Linked DNA regions of Homo sapiens: regions 2, 3, 4 and 5 are each linked to region 1. Evidence: chromatin contacts called from ENCODE Hi-C or POLR2A ChIA-PET data. All regions are on one chromosome and are shown on one strand. The core of a region is the stretch at or near the end of the contact, and the rest is flanking DNA. Distances in the headings are between cores, read along the strand shown.

Evidence for each region. Hi-C counts contacts between places; a loop is a spot of excess contacts on that map. ChIA-PET counts read pairs that join two places held with the same protein, here RNA polymerase II (POLR2A). Pooled maps may share reads with other maps.
Region 2: a loop to region 1 is called in a pooled map, with 9 times the contacts of the local background. The contact joins the enhancer-like site here to the promoter of ARHGAP26 in region 1. A Hi-C loop is called at or near these places in 1 of 37 single-sample maps with no recorded cell type and 5 of 50 pooled maps. POLR2A ChIA-PET finds 5 or more read pairs at or near these places in 1 of 52 experiments (WTC11).
Region 3: a loop to region 1 is called in a map of CD4-positive, alpha-beta T cell, with 5 times the contacts of the local background. The contact joins the promoter of DELE1 here to the promoter of ARHGAP26 in region 1. A Hi-C loop is called at or near these places in 2 of 168 maps with a recorded cell type or tissue (CD4-positive, alpha-beta T cell and naive thymus-derived CD4-positive, alpha-beta T cell), 2 of 37 single-sample maps with no recorded cell type and 7 of 50 pooled maps. POLR2A ChIA-PET finds 5 or more read pairs at or near these places in 1 of 52 experiments (activated CD4-positive, alpha-beta T cell).
Region 4: a loop to region 1 is called in a map of OCI-LY7, with 10 times the contacts of the local background. The contact joins the enhancer-like site here to the promoter of ARHGAP26 in region 1. A Hi-C loop is called at or near these places in 1 of 168 maps with a recorded cell type or tissue (OCI-LY7) and 4 of 50 pooled maps. POLR2A ChIA-PET finds 5 or more read pairs at or near these places in 1 of 52 experiments (OCI-LY7).
Region 5: a loop to region 1 is called in a map of naive thymus-derived CD4-positive, alpha-beta T cell, with 7 times the contacts of the local background. The contact joins the promoter of NDFIP1 here to the promoter of ARHGAP26 in region 1. A Hi-C loop is called at or near these places in 1 of 168 maps with a recorded cell type or tissue (naive thymus-derived CD4-positive, alpha-beta T cell) and 7 of 50 pooled maps. POLR2A ChIA-PET finds 5 or more read pairs at or near these places in 1 of 52 experiments (activated T-cell).

Annotation. Positions count from the first base shown.
Region 1 is chr5:142,769,011-142,771,715 of GRCh38, forward strand. It overlaps ARHGAP26 (Rho GTPase activating protein 26), which reads left to right and starts at 1,367. Exons shown (of 23, transcript NM_001135608.3): 1 at 1,367-1,905. The coding sequence starts at 1,752. RefSeq lists silencers at 1,171-1,580, 1,591-1,710 and an enhancer at 2,006-2,705.
Region 2 is chr5:141,848,020-141,850,724 of GRCh38, forward strand. No RefSeq gene overlaps it. Among named protein-coding and RNA genes, the nearest start is that of PCDH1, 29 kb to the right of the region's middle. RefSeq lists enhancers at 335-891, 1,007-1,096, 1,450-2,006 and a silencer at 1,657-1,906. Within about 2 kb of position 1,357, at least 40 of the 41 ENCODE cell types and tissues checked have a DNase peak (open chromatin) inside an H3K27ac peak, as active enhancers do.
Region 3 is chr5:141,922,510-141,925,214 of GRCh38, forward strand. It overlaps DELE1 (DAP3 binding cell death enhancer 1), which reads left to right and starts at 1,362. Exons shown (of 12, transcript NM_014773.5): 1 at 1,362-1,463; 2 at 2,072-2,186. The coding sequence starts at 1,433. RefSeq lists an enhancer at 1,243-1,756.
Region 4 is chr5:143,594,089-143,596,793 of GRCh38, forward strand. The region is part of intron 3 of LOC105378209 (a long non-coding RNA gene); the gene reads left to right. Among named protein-coding and RNA genes, the nearest start is that of MIR5197, 84 kb to the right of the region's middle. RefSeq lists enhancers at 1,153-2,352, 2,116-2,410, 2,231-2,375 and a cis regulatory region at 2,297-2,310. Within about 2 kb of position 1,388, at least 9 of the 41 ENCODE cell types and tissues checked have a DNase peak (open chromatin) inside an H3K27ac peak, as active enhancers do; they include OCI-LY7, where a contact is called at or near this core.
Region 5 is chr5:142,107,388-142,110,092 of GRCh38, forward strand. NDFIP1 (Nedd4 family interacting protein 1) reads left to right here and starts at 1,392. Exons shown (of 8, transcript NM_030571.4): 1 at 1,392-1,650. The coding sequence starts at 1,588. RefSeq lists an enhancer at 1,143-1,644 and silencers at 1,222-1,491, 1,552-1,681, 1,752-1,821.

The DNA.
Region 1 (2,705 bases), core at 117-2,616:
ATTTATGAATTTAATACATTAATTGCTTTCTTAATATAGATGGGACACCTCTGACCCCTCCTGAGTGAAAAATCCATGTTCCCAAGCACCCAGGCCTTCTATCCTATCACAAGGCATGGTTATCGCTTGTTTGCTTCCATCTCACCTAATACCACCAGCAGCTAAATTCATTCTGTTATTCATCTTTGTATTCTTACCATCTAGGCTAGTGCCTGCACATAGCAGACCTATTTAAAAAACAAACCAACCCAAACAAACATGAAGCCCCCACGTAGCTGAAGGAGGGCTGCTGGTTCCTAGACATAGAGATAATTTATTCAAGGACAGTCCCTATCCTCCAGGAGTTAACAATTCAGCACTAGACACCCTGTGGGACCCAGCCTGACAAGTGCAACGAGTGAGATGCCAGAATTGAGTCCTGCGGTCGAACAGAGGGACTACAGGGCAACGCACTGGGCGTGGGAGGTGGAGATGGCTCTGGGAAAGGATCCATTCATTTATTCTACATTTATCAATCACCGTAGCACACACAGCACATAGTAAGTGCTCAATATCTGTTATTAAATGCCAGCCACTGTGCTAGGTGCCAGGATGCAACAGCGGACAAGAAAATTGCAGGGGCACTTGCCCTCGTGGGGCTTACCGTGTAGCGAAGGATGACAGGCAGTAGACTGTCATCTTATTATGTAAAATTGTGCTAGATGCAGAGCAGGAAAATAACAGGCGGCTGAAATTCTAGTAATGATGTGAGCTCCTTCGGCTGAGGGGAACCGTGGGCGGGTTCTGAGCAGGAGTGGCCGTGAGGGGGACGGACCGTAGGGGGCGGGAAGACTGCAGGCAAGAGCTGGTAATTTTAAGATGCAAATAACATTTTTCTGCCTGACTGGAAGAGGAGCGTTTGGTCGCTCGGGATTCTCCCGGAGCAGGGGGCTGTATTTTGAGTGTAAAATCGGTTGCCCCGCAGTGCAGGGCAGGCGGTGGTGAACTGCAGCCCTAGTCCCCAGGTTTTTCATGCTTGGCACATCGAGGCTCTTCGGCCCCCAGGACCAGCAGACTCGCCATGCGTGGCTCGGATTCGGGCTGGAGCAGGCGGGCAAGGTAGCGGGGGCGGGTGCACAGCAACGCTCACCCCTAGGTTTCGGGGTCTGCAACGCTGGGAGGGCAAGAGGAGGCGGAGTTTGCGCTGCGGACCTAGGCGTTGGCGAGGGCCACGCCCCCAGCCGCAGACCCTGCCTCCAGGCCCCTTTGATTGGATCAAGACCGCGGAAGGGCCGGGCGTCCTCGGGCGGCCTGAGGGTCGGGCAGGGGAGGGTGCGCTGATTGGCCCGGCGGGGATTAAGTCATCGCTAGCAGGTTCGAGCGGCCCAGACACCGGCGGGGCGGCCGAGGCTGCTGTGAGAGGGCGCTCGAGGCTGCCGAGAGCTAGCTAGCGAAGGAGGCGGGGAGGCGGCGTCTGCACTCGCTCGCCCGCTCGCTCGCTTCCCGGCGCCGCTGCGGGTCCGCGCTGCGTTTCCTGCTCGCGATCCGCTCCGTTGCCCGCGCCCGGAACAGCAGCACCTCGGCCGGGTCCGAGCTCGGTTCGGGAGTCTTGCGCGCCGGCGGACACCGCGCGCGGAGTGAGCCAGCGCCACACCTGTGGAGCCGGCGGCCGTCGGGGGAGCCGGCCGGGGTCCCGCCGCGTGAGTGCTCTGGGCGGCGGGCGGCCCGGGCCCCGGCGGAGGCGCGCCCCCCGGCTGGGCGCCGCGCGCACCATGGGGCTCCCAGCGCTCGAGTTCAGCGACTGCTGCCTCGATAGTCCGCACTTCCGAGAGACGCTCAAGTCGCACGAAGCAGAGCTGGACAAGACCAACAAATTCATCAAGGAGCTCATCAAGGACGGGAAGTCACTCATAAGCGCGCTCAAGAGTGAGTGTCCCGAGCCCCTCGGGGACGCGGCTCCGGGGCGGGAGGAACTGGGAGGTGGCGCTTAGCCCGGGTTGCCCGCGCGTCTGCCGGGTTTCTGCTCCCGGTACACTGGGGGACGGGTGTCGACGCCTCCGAGGCAGGAAGGATACGTAAAGCGGGCGAACCAGCAACCATCAGATGAAGAGAGAGACCCGTCGCTCCGCCTTTTGCGTTCAGGGATGGTCGGGAGGTGACCCAGCGCGGGTGGTGCTCTGGGGCAGCGCGGGTGGGCGTGGGCGTGCGCGGCACGCAGGTGTCCCAGCAGTGGGGCCAGAGTGCCGAGCGCGCCGCAGCCAGCGGGCAGATCCCATCGTGTCCACAGCTCCAGCTCCCTTAGGGGCAGAGTTGCTCAGCCTTGAGTGCCCAACCGTGAGAATGGAGCGTGCCCTGCCGAGGGGGCGCTGCCTCCCCTTGGGAAAAGGTGGGTTGTGACTGCTTCGCTCCCTGTACGCAGCTCCAGCCTAGTCAGGCCGCCGGGTTCCCTGGGTGGAATGCTTGGTTAGCTTGCGATTCCTTGGAGTATTGGCAGCCAGTAATCTCTAAATCTGGAATCAGTACGTGCGCAGGTTCTGATTCTTGTGTTTAGCAGAAGGTGATAGGGGTGGGAGTAGAGAATCAGAGTGTTCCTTTACTCTAAACTGTGGGCGAGGGTTTAAAAATAGAATGTACATATCCCAACTCTCTCCCTCTCCTGCTCCCAAGCTCTCCTTTTTACCTCTTCCGTTATCCTTGTAAAGGTCTGAGAAGGAATATCCATAATT
Region 2 (2,705 bases), core at 107-2,606, 920 kb before region 1:
TGCCACTAGAAATAAGTACAGCCAAATTTCTAACGTAGGTCTCTCTGACTCCAAGTTTGATGGAAAGTGGGGACCATTCTTTTGTTTGTTTTCCGAGATGGAGTCTTGCTCTGCTGTCCAGGCTAGAGTGCAGTGGCACAATCTCGGCTCACTGCAACCTCTGCCTCCCGGGTTCAAATGATTCTCCTGCCTCAGCCTCCCAAGTAGCTGGGATTACAGGTGCGCACCACCGTGCCCAGCTAATTTTGATATTTTTAGTAGAGATGGGGTTTCCCCATGTTGGCCAGGCTGGTTTCGAACTCCTGACCTCGTGATCAGCCCACCTCGGCCTCCCAAAGTGCTGGGATTACAGGTGTGAGCCACCGCGACCAGCCAGGGACCATTCTTAACCAGCCTAAACTGCACCTGGTTCCTCTTCCTGTCTGCCTGTGTATCTCCACTCCCAACCCAGGCATCCCCAGAGAAACCTGGGGCAGGGAAGGGAGGAACACAGAATCTGGAAGAATGTAAATCTGACCTTTTCTTTTACAGGCTTAAAATCTGTAAATGGCTCCTCTCCAACCCCTCAATCCAAGCACTTTAAGTTGACCAGCAGGTCCTTAGTTCTGGCCCCTGCCTTCTTCTCCAACTTCTCCTGCCCTCCTGAGCCACCTCACCTCCTCCTCCACCTCCAGACCCTGGCACATACTCCTCCTCAGCCTGCAAGGCTGACCCCTTCCTCAGTAGCCTATCCCTCATTTGCCCTTTGAAACTCAGCTCTGGCACCACCCCTTCCAGAAAGCCTCTAGACTTTGGAGAGGACAGCGCCTTTAGGTCTCCTGCCAGAATTTCCGGCTCAAGGCAGGGCCGAACACAAGATGTGGTCATTGTTTACCTGTCTGCCTTTCCCACAGAGACTGTGTGTCATTCTTGGGGTCCAGTACCCTGTGCCGGTCTGGCACATGGGAGGGGCTCAGGAAATGTTTGTAGAATGAGTTAATCAACCAGTGACAGGATTCTGGTACCCAGTCGGCCACCACATCTCCTCCAACTTCCTTAACTCCAGACATCTTTTCCTGGGCTAGGCCTTAACAGAAGGAACTCCTCACCCTTCACTGTGGGGTCAAGTCAGGGGTGGAGACAATGCGGGCCCCTCCCCCGCTGATTCAGCGCCTCTCCTAATGAGGTGAGGCCTCAGGTTTAGGAAGGGTTGCCACACCCACTGGTAGGGGGAGGGTCTGTGATTCTGTAACTGGAGGATAGGTAGGGGGCTTCGGTTGTAGACTGAGTAGGGAGCTGACCTAAGCCGGTAGATTCAAGTACTGCCCGAGAGATCTCTGCCTTTCCGCCCCACACCCCAGTCACCCCGCGCCAGGCTCTCGGCGCGTCAGATCCCGGCCCTGCGTTCTTCATCTCCTGCCCCGCCACGCCCCCAACTGCAGATCCAACTCGGGTCTCTCCGAAAGCAGCAAGGAGCCTCGGGGTGGGCTCTATGCCCCGTGATGCTCCGCGTCTGGGAACGGATGAAGGGGTGCCAGCAACCCCCGCCGTCCCCGCTGTCGATCCGGGTTTACACGAGGCTCATCCGGGATTAGTCCCTGCGGTCGGCTAATCCCAGCGGCTGGACCGACCCCGGGGTCCGGAGCGAGGCCCACACAGTACCGGCCTAGGGAGCTAGGGCGCGGGTCGAGCAAAAGCGCGCGACGCTGGGCGGGTGTGGGGGTGGGGAGGGGCGGAGGAGGGAGCAACGCCCCGGGAGGCGGGGCCAGGAACCGGCTGATCCGGTCTCTGTTTTCCGACCTCTCCGGAGCGGGTGTTTACCCGGGAGCCGGACGGAGGAGGCCGGGGCCGGTCGAGCCCGGAAGGGGGGAGGGGAGCGCAGTCGGAGACCGAGGCTGAGACCTTTTCGGTTCCTTTCCCCTAAATCGACTTCCAACCCTCGTTCCTGAGCGTGGGAGAACGCGGCAGACAGACAGATGTCTCCCGCCCCTTATCCTATCCAGTTCCGCAATTCACACTCGTTGCCAAAGAGTGGGGAGCGGGAATGGATACACCCGGGAACGACTGCACGTCCTGCGGGCGCCCGGGGAAGAAGGCAGCGCAGCACAAAACCTCTCCTGCGGTCACCTCCCACCCCATCCTGCACCTGAGTTCTTGCGGGGAGGGGGTGCCCACAGCAGGTCGGGCCCAGAGGATCCGGCAGGGGTCACTTTGAGGTGTACGGACTAGGAGTCTATCCTCAGAACGCGTCAGCTCGACCCCATCCCCGATTAATACCAGTGCGGGTCTCAGTCTCTTGTCCCTCGCGTCCCCCAGCCCTCTCCAAGGCCTCCAGATTTAGCTCCCACTCTCCACGGGACGCAGGCCCGAGGACCCGGAAGAAGCTGAGTGGGGTCCGGTTTTCACACTTTTATTGTAAAGCTCGGGAATAATTACACGGGTCTTTCATTGACAGCTCAGCAAACAAACCGGAAACGAACCGAACCGGAGGGGGTAGGGGCGGTGCCTGCGCATGCTCGCGGCGGGGTGGGGGGGGGTGGGGGTGGGGGTGGGGGGGTCAGAGAAAGAGAAAGACAGAAAGAGACAGAAATCATTACAAATCAACGGGATTGTGCTCGCAGCGCCAGGGATGGGGTGGGGTGGGGCGGGGCGGGGGCCCTTCCCGGGAGGAGCGAGGCAGTGGGAAGTGGCACGAACCAAGAGAAACACGACCCCAATGTGGGCAC
Region 3 (2,705 bases), core at 112-2,611, 850 kb before region 1:
GAGGCAAGAGAATCGCTTGAACCTGGGAGGCAGAGGTTGCAGTGAGCCGAGATCACACCATTGCACTCCAGCCTGGGCGACAGAGAATCCGTCTCAAAAGAAAAAAAAAAGTTGTCTAACATATTAATACAACTTTCAAGCCACATGCCTCGGTCTAAAAGTAGGTGCCCCCAGTACACTTTTACCCCAGGTAGCAACTTCCACTCACCTTAAAGTCACATACCTGGAGGAAGGGGATAGGGAGGAAATCTAAACATCTTATACTTGAATGTAAGCTCCGTTATTTCACGGATTCAAATGTGGTGAAAGGAACTATTTTTTTTTCCTTTTTTTTTTGAGATGGAGTCTCACTCTGTCGCCCAGGCGCGATCTCGGCTCACTGCAACCTCCCGTCTCCCGTGTTCAAGCAATTCTCCTGCCTCAGCCTCCAGAGTAGCTAGGATTACAGGCGCCCACCACCACGCGCAACTGATTTTTGTATTTTTAGTAGAGACAGGGTTTCACCATGTTGGCCAGGCTGGTCTCAAACTCCTGACCTCAGGTGATCCGCCCGCCTCGGCCTCCCAGAGTGCTGGGATTACAGGCGTGAGCCACCGGGACCAGACGGAACTATTCTTTTCCACAAAAGAACAAACACATACATAACTTTTGCCACGTCTGAAGACGAGGGTTCTAATAGGGCGCGGGTGGTGTCTCAGGTATTTTGAAAGGAGCTACCCAAGAATCTCAGCTTGTCAGGCCAGTCATTCCATTTGACCCTATCTGGCGCGTATTGGGGCCCCGACAAGGTAAGGGGTTGGCATGAAGCTGCACAGTGAGATAAAGCTGGACCGGAGCTAGAACCCAGAATCAAAGCCTTGCCCTGTGCGGTTTCTCATCGCCTACGCAGTCGGGCCCTGGCCTGGCATCTCCAGGCAGGTGGCCTTGGACGGAAGCCCGGCCTACTGGCTTCATTTGTGGGACCCCGGGGGTCCTCTCCTCCGCCCATGGAGCCTGGTTACTCCCACTTCCTCAAGCCTAGGGCCTGGAGAAGCCTTTCCTGGTTCGCGGCCTCACGGTCTGCAAGGTCCTCTTACTTCCCTGAAGCCGCTCCAGCCCCACTTCCCGAAGGTCCCGCTTCCGGGTGGCTCGCTTCGCCACCTGCGGTCCCCTGCCTCGGCTTGGGAACGCCAAGGACATCCCCCACGGAAGCCTGGGCCCACATCCCCATGCCCTTGCCGCACGTCACCGCCCCGCTGGCCCCGAATACGCCTCCGCCCTGCACTTCCTCTCTGCAGCGCCGTCTTTCCGGCCGGGCTCCCTTCTAATTGGCCAGCTCAGAGCTTCCTCGGGTACTCGGCCACTCGGGGCATCGCGGCGGCCTTTCTAGCCGCTGTCCCAAGGGTTGGTCTCGCGCTTTCGGCTGCGAGCTCTCTGTGGTGCTGGCAGCGACATGTGGCGCCTCCCGGGACTCCTGGGCCGAGGTAAGGGACGTCCAAGCAACCAGCGTCACTCTGGGCCGCAAAGACCGAACTGGAGTGGGGGCGGGCCCGAGGAAACAGCCGAAGCGATCGTGGGCCGGGTTAGAGCCAAGGAAGGCGGGGCTTGAAAGAGGGCGGGGAAGTCAGGGGCTGCTGGAATTTGAGATGTGGATGGGCCTAGCTAGAAGAGGGTGGAGTCCAAGAAGTTGGTAGGACTGTTGGGAGGGGGAGGAGTCCAATGGCAGGAGATGGTGGACTGAATGAATGAAAGAGGATTAGGGGCCAATGGAGTAGGCATAGCCAGTGAAGAGAGGAGAGGTTTAGAGTCAAAGAGCCCCAAACATTAGTGAGAGTATATGTATGAACGTTTGGTCATCTTAGAACAGTGGTTGGCATCCACAGGAGACCAGCAGAATCACATGGGCGCTTTTAAAAAACGTGGATGCTCTACCCTGAGAAATCTTAGTTTATTGGTTCTGGGGTACTACCCTAGAATCTGTAGTAGATAAAAGATTCCCATGTGTATCCATGTTTAAGAACCTCTGCTGAGGCAGATGACAGTGATTCCTGGGTTCTTGTTGAGGTGCCTGAGTTTTGGTTGTTCTGTACAGCTCTTCCCCGTACACTGGGACCTAGCCTCTGGAGGGTGACTCCTAAGTCCACCAGCCCAGATGGGCCTCAGACTACCTCCTCCACTTTGCTGGTTCCTGTGCCTAACCTCGACAGGTAAGATACTGCCATTTTACCACTCATTTCCTCCCCTAGTCACCCTTTTTTTTTATTTTTTTTTTTTTGTTGTTTTTTGAGATGGAGTCTCATTCTGTCGCCCAGGCTGGAGTGCAGTGGGGCAATCTCAGCTCACTGCAACCTCCGCCTCCCAGGTTCAAGCAGTTCTCTGCCTCAGCCTCCCGAGTAGCTGGGATTACAGGCACCCGTCACCACACCCTGCTAATTTTTATTTTATTTTATTTTTTTTGAGACAGAGTCTCGCTCTGTCGCCCAGGCTGGAGTGCAGTGGCGCGATCTTGGCTCACTGAAACCTCCGCCTCCTGGGTTCAAGCGATTCTGCTGCCTCAGCCTCCCAAGTAGCTGGGATTTCAGGCATGCACCATCACGCCTGGCTAATTTTTTTTGTATTTTTAGTAGAGACGGGGTTTCACCATGTTAGCCAGGATGGTCTTGATCTCCTGATCTCATGATCTGCCCGCCTCAGCCTCCCAAAGTGCTGGGATTACAGTGTGAGCC
Region 4 (2,705 bases), core at 138-2,637, 830 kb after region 1:
TGGACACAGAACTGTGTGAGCTCTAGAGAACCTTGTGGGATTTACATTGTGACAGTTTGTTAAACGCTGGAGGCTGTAATAGCAGATAAAGAACTGGAGCTATAAAATGATTGTTTCACTTCATCTGTTAGGTTAGGCAACATGTGGAGGTCATTGTTTCAAACAATTGAACAAAATTTCAAAGTTTTGTCTTTGTTCATTAAAGAAAATGTATATGACAAATCAAAGGTGTGTTTTATGGATTGTAGATTTAGGGTGATATTAAGAGACTTTTAATTTGGAGAATTGGTTCTTTGCAAAATAAGAAGGACTGGATATAATACAACCAGCTGGATATGGTGCAGGTGTGCTTGATTCATCTTCAATGGGCGTCAGCAAAGTAGTGGCTAAGACCTTGAACTTGGAGTCAAGATGGGCCACCCTTTATTTGCTGTGAATGTTGGCAAAGCTATGTCTCATTTTCTTCATCCATGAGTTGAGAATAATAATGGTAACTCTTCCATGGTTCTGAGGATTAATTAACACAGGTAATATATGTGGTGCCTAGCACATGGTAAGTACATGTTATTAATATCCATTTCTAAGGCTCCTTGGTGACAGTTTCGACCATCCTAGATATTTTAGTGAAGCTACTGTATGTATATGGATATTTGTCTCTCTGGTTGATTTTTCTAACGTTGGTTAAAAATGTATCCAGAAGAAGAAATAAAAATAACAATCATCCTCCAGTTTTAAAAGCAGATGAGTTCTTGAGAAGAGGGCAAATGAGTCTGTATATGGAGCACAGGCCCAGCCACTTTTACATTTTATTTGTTTATTTTAAAAAAGACCACATTTCGCTTTGTTGCCCAGGCTGGAGTGCAGTGGTGCAATCACAGCTGACTGTAATCTTGAACTCCTGGGATCAAGCAGTCCTCTCACCTTGGCCTCCTGAATTATTGGGATTACAGGCATGAGCCAACATGTCTGGCTGACCCAGCTACTTTAGAGATCAATAGTGATCTCCCATCTGCTCCCCCACAGGCATAACCAACAATCTCATGCTGAGAACTGATGCTTCTCTCTGCCTTTGCACATTGTAAACATGGTGCATTTGCTGCATTTTCCTATGATCTTCTGCTAAACTCAGGCCTTTTATTTACAGACAAACGGTGCGACTTTTACACAGGCATCATGGGAGTAAGCCCAAGATATTTTCTCACACTTGATTCCAGGCATGTGGGGTTTGGTTTCTTGATCAAATATCTGTGTTTGCTCTGTTTACAAGTATCTGATGAGCAAAACCAACAGAGGTGCTCCAGACAGGCTGGCTGTGCTGATCCCTTGGAAAAGAATTAAACAAAACCCAGTCTTTGTGTGAGTACTGTCCTAGCGTGCTGACTGATCTATTTGCTGATTAAATTCTTAACCTGTACCTATTTGATGCTTACGTCAGTTTTGCGTCTTTGAACCCTAATTTTGCAGTGCTTTAGTGACCAATTTATTTTTTTCAGTAAACTGCATAAATGACTCATCAGCAGGAAATGTGAATAAATAGTCAACTTAACTGAAAATACAAATAAACATATCTTTCTTTTGTGAGGAGGATTTGCTTAAAGGGGAAAAAAACCTTGGGAGGATGGACTATAGTTCCTAAGAGGGCATAATCTTCTGCTTTTTCTGTGGGATTCTAGCCCCCTTTTCTGGGCAGGGATGGCATGAGCCCAGCTACTAAGGAGATATCTGTCCACATGACATTTATTAGTTTAGAAGTGGTAGCCTCTTCATCAGGAATTTAAGTAATTTTTAAAGAGTTACCTGATGAGTGCATACATGTATGTGTACGTGCATGTGTACGCGTGTGTGTGTGTGTGTGTGTGTGTGTGTGTGTGTTTTCTGGAATCCCTGTAAGTCATCTTTCTGGTCACTCATGTAGCCAGTGCTATGACCTCATATAATTGGAACTCTAATTCTACTGCCTACTAAACAGTCAATAATATTGAGCACTATTAAACATCTCATGAAAGAATAGCATTAGAATTAGCACCCAGATGGCATCATAACCATATGGGCACAATAATGTGGATATAAAGACATTTTCTTGATTACCATATCCACAGGACCTTTGATTCTGGAATTCTACATGGGATTCCTAATTTCCATGTAAATAGTTTTGTTAGCATGGCAATCACAGGCAGTCATTACAAGAACCTGTCTTGTATCTCTTAACTGAGATGAAAGAGAGGCAAAACGGAGGTGGTGATGAAAGCATTGCATAAAGAGTGACTTTCCATATTTCATGTCTGGATTAAATCCAAGTTTCAAAGTTCAGGAGGCCCCCTGAGCATGCTGGATACTTTCACTGATGACTCATGAGAGGTGTACATATTTTTCTCCCTTTGTTCAAGCGTGGTGACCAACTCCCTCTGCCCTCCCATTCTTATCTCCTTGTAAGTGCCCTAGGTGAGTATTTCCCCATCCTTCCCATCCTGTGATATGCCTGGGAACTTGCTGAGACACCACACTAGAAGAAAGGGTGAATCTCCCAGGGACTTTCACGCCATTATGACTTTTTCTATTTTTGTATGGAAAATATGAACCTCTAATGTTCTGATACTGGAAATCCAGAAGCTGGGCAAGTAACAGGTAAAATTCAAGGCAACATAGTATCCAGCCACAATGAAACTGAAAGAATATGGATAGGCTTGTACATGGTTTTGTTTTAA
Region 5 (2,705 bases), core at 142-2,641, 660 kb before region 1:
GGGTGTGTTCTAAACACAGTTCTCTTTTAAAATACATAATTAACTAAACTTCAAAATTAGAAGCTAAGACAATAATCATATTAATATAACCTCTACACTGCCAACTTGGAAAGGCAATGAAGAAGAAATGGGAATTGCAACAAGCTTCAGAGATGGAAGATTTTGTTTTTCTCTGTAGGACATGTGGGTAGAAGCAATTGCAGATGGCTGGGTGTGAAAGAAACAGACCTTGCAAGCCTGCTATATAGCTATACTGTGCTACATGGCATTGGGAGGTAATAAGATTTAAAAGACAAATACTCTTGTCTTCACAAAGCTTATAATTTAGTTGTGCAATACTGGGTAAGAAAGCTGGCTTAATGGAGTTGTATTCCAGCTTCACCCCTTAGTAGCTCTGTGTCATTGGGTGAGATATTTAATTTCTTTGGGCATAACTTCCTCATCTGTGAAACACTGATAATTGTATCTCCTATATGGCAGCTATGCCAGCCTCCTTTCTGTTCTTCCACAAGACAATCTCTCTCTGGACCGCCCTTTGCACCTGTTCCTGTGGTCGGGAAAGCCTTTAGCATGGCCAAACCCTTCAAGTTTTGACTTCATGTCACCGAGTCAGGGAGCTTTTTTGGAAAATATTGTTTCCGATTCCGCAGATGAGGCTGTTAAAATACTAAAGGATGGCATAAACATGAGGATGCTATTATAATCATCCACCCTAAGTAGGATTTGAGATCCAAGCAGTTCTCAAGGATTTAGGGTTAGCAAACTTTTTCTGTAAAATGTCAGATAGCAAGTATTATAGGGTTTGCAGGCCATACCAAACAAATGGGTGCTGCTGTGTTCCAATAAAACTTTATTTATGGACACTGAAACTTGAATTTCATGTACTTTTCACAGTCATGGTGGCAGACCGGATTTGGCCCCCTCCCTGTCGCTGGCTGACCCCTGGTTTATGAGTACGGCAGATAAAAGAAGGGAGTGAATAAGAACCACGATTCTGCTGCCAGACACGAGGGATCAGGTCGCTGCTGTGAAGATTGTCAACCTCTCTGGTTGCCAACGACCTCGAGAATGGGGTTGTGGTCCCTGCGTCAGGGCGGTTGTGCTGAAGGCTGGATGAGGGCACGTAGGTGAAGCTCAGTGCTTGGCACGAGGTGCTCATCAGCAGCATCGCCCTTGCTTTGGGCTGGCCTGTTAGTAATTCGTTTTTAGTGGAATCGAATACAACACTTGAGCCTCGGAGGCTCAGGTCGTCGGAGCAACTACACCAGGGCCGGTGCACCTCGGGGCGGCGGCGCAGGACTAGGCTAGGCCGGGCCGGGCCGGGCAGGGCGGCGCGAGTCGGGGGTGGGGCGGCGGCGCAGCGCCGTCGTCGTAGTCCCCGCCTCTTCCCCAGGGGCCGCGTCGGAGCCTCGGCGGCGGCGGCGGTGCTTACAGCCTGAGAAGAGCGTCTCGCCCGGGAGCGGCGGCGGCCATCGAGACCCACCCAAGGCGCGTCCCCCTCGGCCTCCCAGCGCTCCCAAGCCGCAGCGGCCGCGCCCCTTCAGCTAGCTCGCTCGCTCGCTCTGCTTCCCTGCTGCCGGCTGCGCCATGGCGTTGGCGTTGGCGGCGCTGGCGGCGGTCGAGCCGGCCTGCGGCAGCCGGTACCAGCAGGTAAGCGGCGCCCGACTCCAGCCCCGAACTCCGGTCCCTGGCTCTGCCCTGCCCGCTGGCCGCCTCAGGCCTCTCTGGCCGGCCCGCGGCCAACTCGACGCCGGGGCTTGGCAGGCCGCGCTGGGCCTGGAGGGGCGGGTCGGGCCCCGGGCTCGGATTCGAGGCTGCCACGGGCCCGGCCTGCCCGTCTGCGACCCCAGGTGGGACTCCGGCGGTGGAAAGTCCTCCTCCCGGCCTCGTTTCCCGCATTTCCCAGGGCGGGCGGGTCCCTGAGTCAGAACCCGCGACCCACAGGCGGCATCGATCTGAGGCATTCGTTTTTCATTTTTCCACCTTTGGTTTGATGTCATTGGAAAAGAAAGAAAGAAAAAAGCATGAAACGGAAACTGGGTGGAGAGAAAAGATTAAAATCTCTGCTGCTGCCGATAGCTCCCCACAGCAAGATGCTATTGCTCAGGGTTTCAGAGCCTAGTTTGTCGAAACCCATCCCCCTCGCCTCCGTTTTAAGACAAAAGTAAAAAATGAAGCAAGAGACAAGCCCGCAGTTTGCAGTAGATTTGGAAGAGGCGATGTTTGGCTGTGGTGATGCCCCAAAAGGGAGAGCTACGATGAAGTCTGCAGGGCGTGTGCCGGGTGTATTTTAAATGCTTGGAAGTGACGTTTTAAGAGATTTGATGGCATAGCTGGGGAGGAAATGTATAGGAAATGATTGGATCATTTTCTCGGGTTTGATTTAATACATTGAGGCCCCAGGGAAAAGAGCTGCTTGTTTCACTCCGCGTCTGTAGCTAAGTTCCCCCAGGAAATTTAGAGACCTTCTGCAGGGTTTTTGGAAGTGTTAATCTAACATACAGTAATGGTGGGAATTGAGCCAGGTGGTAAACTGATGTTGATTGGAACCGCAAATAACGGCTTGTGTTTGTCATGTTTCAGATGCTTTCGGTGCATACAGATGTCAATCCTCCTTTTATCAAATAAAATGTCCTATCTTAGACGATCTACAATTTTATATTTTAGAAGTAAGGAAAGCCAGCCAGTACGATGAAAACGTAGAT